Regions from separate parts of the Homo sapiens genome. Here region 2 is linked to region 1. A link is an interaction called in ENCODE POLR2A ChIA-PET data of the cell type or tissue named here. Cell type or tissue: PC-9. All regions are shown on one strand.

The links. Peaks named below come from ENCODE experiments on the same cell type or tissue, not always from the same donor. Only the 100,000 strongest peaks of a DNase experiment are listed, where the experiment ranks them.
Region 2: POLR2A ChIA-PET joins it to region 1 with 5 read pairs; 4 of 35 experiments call an interaction of 5 or more read pairs at or near these places.

Annotation. Positions count from the first base shown.
Region 1 is chr10:100,989,753-100,992,252 of GRCh38, reverse strand. It overlaps TWNK (twinkle mtDNA helicase), which reads right to left. Exons shown (of 5, transcript NM_021830.5): 2 at 2,369-2,500; 3 at 1,710-1,817; 4 at 1,243-1,384. Among named protein-coding and RNA genes, the nearest start is that of TWNK, 3.5 kb to the right of the region's middle. In PC-9, no CTCF peak of the experiment used is centred here; no DNase peak of the experiment used is centred here.
Region 2 is chr10:100,361,860-100,364,359 of GRCh38, reverse strand. SCD (stearoyl-CoA desaturase) reads right to left here. Exons shown (of 6, transcript NM_005063.5): 6 at 1-2,500. Among named protein-coding and RNA genes, the nearest start is that of OLMALINC, 10 kb to the left of the region's middle. In PC-9, no CTCF peak of the experiment used is centred here; no DNase peak of the experiment used is centred here; H3K27ac peaks cover 2,213 bases.

The sequences.
Region 1 (2,500 bases):
GACAAAGCGAGACTCCGTCTCAAAAAAAAAAAAAAAAAAAAAAAAAAGATAGGGTCTCACTCTGCTGCCCAGGTTGGAGTGGAGTGCAGTGGTGTGAGCACGGCTCACTGCAGTCTCAACCTCCCAGGCTCAAGCAATCCTCCCACCTCAGCCTCCTGAGTAGCTGGGACCAAAGGTGCATGCTACCATGCCCAGCTAATTTTTAAATATATATATATTATATATATATATTTTTTGAGACGGAGTCTCACTCTGTCACCCAGGATGGAGTGCAGTGGCGCGATCTCCGCTCACTGCAAGCTCCGCCTCCCGGGTTCACGCCATTCTGCCTCAGCCTCCCAAGTAGCTGGGACTACAGGTGCCTGCCACCACGCCCGGCTAATTTTTTTTTTTTTTTGTATTTTTAGTAGAGACAGGGTTTCACCATGTTAGCAAGATAGTCTCGATCTCCTGACCTCGTGATCCACCCGCCTTGGCCTCCCAAAGTGCTGGGATTATAAGCGTGAGCCACCACGCCTGGCCAATTTTCAAATATTTTTGTAGAGACAGGGTCTCACTACATTGCTCAGATTGCCAAACTCCTGGGCCCCAGCAATCCTCCTGCCTCAGCCTCCCAAAGTGTTGAGATTACAGGTGTGATCCACTGTACCCTGCCATTTTTCCACTTCTGCATTACTCTCTTTCCCAGCTCCATGTTTGTTCCATCATGGCACATGATTTGTGCTCCTTGCTCTGAATTCCCTAGGCCCAGCCCAGGCCTCGTATGTAATAGGCATTCAGTGTAACACTAGAAGCTCCAGGATTGGGCTGGTCCTGATGCCCAGAAGGCCCTCACATTTATCTGATTGTCTAATACCCATTGTCTACCAAACCTCAACCCAACCTTTGTTGTCACCTCCTCTGGAAGTCTCCCAGATGTCCCGGGCTGACTCAGACATCTTTTCTCTTTGCTCTCCAAATACTTGTGCTGCCTATCATACTCTTATCATACTGAATTGCAATCACTGTCTTACTGTTTCCCCAGGAGAGGATGTGAGCTCCTGGGGGACAAGAAGAGCATAAGAACCAACTATCAGCCTTTGTATTTCCAGCACATATATTCCTCATGTCATGGCCCCAGAGGCATTGCCTCCTGCCTGTTCGGATGGACAGTCAAGACGATTAAGGCTGAATGAGGGCTGTCCCTGGTCACACCTACCCACTCTATTTTCCAAAGCTTGAGCTCCGCTAAAGGCCACTCACTTTGGCTGAGCCAAAAATGGACGCTGTCTGCAGTTCCTTGTCATCATCCTCTTTCCGGGGGTGAATGACCAGTGTCACATGGCAGTTATTGTCTGTTGCAAACTTCCGAAAGACCCCGATGATGTAGTCTTGAGCTGCGATCCTACGCCATCCCAACAACACAAAGAGCTTATCAGACACAGAAGGACAAGAACATACACATACTCTTGATCCATTCACATCTCCCCACAAACTACCACAACCCACTCTACCTCCCTCTACCCAAGGACTCACACTCAGATCCCTGTCCATACATCCTGCTGCCATACCCCACACCTCCATATGATACACATGGGGGTGGTACGTGCCTGCACACATCTCAGAAAATAGGAGAGCACAGCATGTGTGCCTAGAGGCCAGCTGCCTGAGAAGTGTGTGTTGTATGTCCAAGCGGGCTCAAGCTAGACAAGAGAGGATGTCACCGTCACCTGTCTGTGGACAGCTGCTCGTGACCCATCATGAACTGCAGGTTGTCGATGATCACATGACAAATGTCATAGACGTAGACTGCATGTTGCATTGTATCTATTACAGTCCTGGGAAGAGGAAAGGCAAGGAATTTGACAAGTTGTCTCTAGACCACCCCAGGCAGAAGAACTAGCATCCTGAAAACTCTCTTGGCTGCCTCCTCTGCCCTTCTATTATTATTACTATTATTTGAGACAAGGTCTTGCTCTGTAGCCCAGGCTGGAGTGCAGTGGTGTGATCACAGCTCACTGCAGCCCCAACCTACTAGGCTCAAGCGATCCTCTTACTTTAGCTTCTTGAGTAGCTGGGACCACAGGCATATGCCATCACCATGCCCAGCCTAATTTTTAAAAATTTTTTTATAGAGAGGGGTGGTCTCCCTATATTGCCCAGGTTGGTCTCAAATCCCTGGGCTCAAGTGATCCTCCCACCTCAGCCTCCCAAAGTGCTGGGATTACAGGCGTGAGCCAGTGTGTCCAGCCCTGCCCTCTCATTCTTTGAAAAACTCCAAACCTAAGGAGATGGGGGAGTTCCTACTGGAGCTGGAAAAGGAACCAAAGGTTCCTGAGTGCTGGGATATGTCTGGGAAAGCAAGGTGGCTGGAATCTGGGAGTCTCACCTGATGCTTTGCTGTCCATGGAAAGTCATGAAATAGAGGGGCAGGTCCTCAAAGCGGTCAGCCCAGTGATCATATTTGTCCAGTTGATCTTCCAGCCGCCCCTCGGCAAACTGTGTCAGCATGACCCGGGCT
Region 2 (2,500 bases), 630 kb after region 1:
ACTGAGGCACCTTATAGTTAAGTGACTTGCCCAGGGTCACACAGCAAGTCAGTGGCACAGTGGTTGGAGAGGCCCTGGCCTTAACCACCAGCATAACATGGCCACCTCGCTTTTTTAACCTTTCATGATGACCTATTTGAGCTACACTTACAGAGAATACACCCAAGATACTAGCAAACCAAGGAGAAAATTTTCCATTTTAAATGCTACAACCATCTTTTAACCCAAAAAAAAAAAAAAAACTTATAAATCAAATACATTCAAATTATTTCCACCCTCCATCAAATGTGGGCACTTAAGAAAAGCAGCCCTAACAAAAGTTTCCAGAATGAAGCCCAGAAGGGAATCCTGCAAATCGTGATACTGATAATCCTCCACTCAGGCCCCTTTTTCTACCAGCCACTTCAGTAGGGTCTCAGGTGCAAAGGGATTCTGCAGAGGGAGTGAGGGCAGGCTCATATGCAACACTGTGATTAGAAAAGATGTAAGGCACCTGAGCTAAGTTGTCAGCACACCCCCCAAAGCAAGGACTGTTAGAAATCCGGACTCTTGATCAGATCTGAGTTTATCATTAATGTGTCACTTGAATTGAGCTTTAGAATCTTGAAAATCGTGTTCCTTACTCAGCAGACACACTCCCACCCACACCCACAGCCACACATACATTGGGGCCCTCAGCCTGAGGTGCCATCCAGCCTTATGTAGGGTCATGGTACAGATCAGATCCATGGCACACGATTACAATAGGAAGAAGTGAAAGTTGTTTTTATTGTTTATATATTATCAAGCAGGCATCTGATGACCTGTGGAATTAGAAATACCAGCAGACATTTCCAAGGGGTAGGTGCACAGGTCAACAGAACTAAACTACAGTGATCTTCCCTTAGATCCTTTTCTACTGAGGTGAATAGCTCAAAAGACAAGGATGCCTTTAGTCCAGGCTAACCCCTGTAGCCTCTACGCAATTAACACAGAAGAAAGGCCTTCCTCCCTTCCAGCACTGGGGCTCAACAGTGGACTGAGTGTTTGGTAGTGTACATTTCCAATCTTAATAGAGCAAAGCCAGACTTCTGCTTTGATGACTGAGCTACAGGGACAGGAGTGGTCCAAGGTTCTCAAATTCTGTTTTTGTTTTTTTCCAGACTTCTATACTATTGTCTGCCCTAGGCTGTAGGGAATGCTGGTTAGTTTGCTGAACAGACACTGTGTTCAGCAGGGTTTGTGGTATCTCAAATCCCAGGTCTCAGCCAAAGCTTTGCAGTTCACCCTGACTCCAGGGAACAGGGCCTCCTTTCGAGGTGAGGCACTTGGGTTCTTGCCCTTGCTTCTTCCCAGTGAGAACTGTTTCCTCCTACTTCTACAAGCATTGCACTGCCAGCTGAGAGCACTGACTCAGGCGGGGCACCCTCACCAAGTAAGCAGGGGGCATTCAGCATGCCCTCTGGTTCTGACCCAGAGAGAGGGGACTGAAAATAAACCCTCTTTTGCTCTGTGGCTGGCCCACTGGCTCAACATGAGCGCTTGGCTTGGCTGTGCCTCATGAGAGAGGGAGGGAGAGAGAGGCTTTCTGGGCCAGAGATGTTTCTGGGAGGGTTTGCCAGCCTTGTCTTGAGCCATCAGTGTGGCAGGGGAGCACAGGGGTGTAGGTGGAGACACTGCGGAGGCCACGTGAAAGTGGCAGCTAGCTCTACTTTCAAAAGAGAAGCAGTGGTTCAGTGACCCTGAGCATTCTGTGTGCAGGAGGGAGCTGCCTGGACAGCAAGTCATCACTGCCTCTGAATACACACAAAGGAGGCTGCCTGTCCAGGGAAAGAAGAAAACGTTCAGGGAAGAGAAAGATCTGGTCAAAGAAAAGGGACAGACAGGGTAGAGCCAGGAATCAAGAATCAGGGTAGTGAAGAGATTCCTAACCCTGCCCCCCAGGCAGTTGTATACTTTAGGCTAGATGTTAACAGAGACCCCCTTCTCCTCAAAAAAAAATGAGTGAAGGGGCACAACACTGTGGAGAGAAGCCTTCTAGTTTTTACTCATTTCAAGGAGAAACTGGAACTAATTAATGAATGGACCTAATATCTAGTTTATTTTATTAAGACTCCCAATAACTCACTCAGTAACCTTCTCAAGCCCCTGGCAACGTGTTCTCAGATCCCTTCCTATGTGAAGTTCGCTCTTAGAAGCTGCCTATAGATCCTGTCCCTCAGCCTCTCCATCTCATGTCCAGCAGTGGAGAGGAAATTGGCATCCCAACTAATTCCTCCTCTCCTTCAGAGTTTTTTCCAAACATCCCTCTTTGGAAGGGAAATACTCTAATAGTTTAACGTTCTAAGCAATGTATATATGTATATATATTTTATTTTTGACCCGACTTCACCTCCTTAAATCCTTCCCTTTTTTTGGATGTTTGGAAATGCCACAGCCATCTTATTACTATGAGGGGAAGAACCAATATCCTGAAGATGGCAGAGCAGAAAGAGGAAAGAACTGTAATGAGCAGCTCATG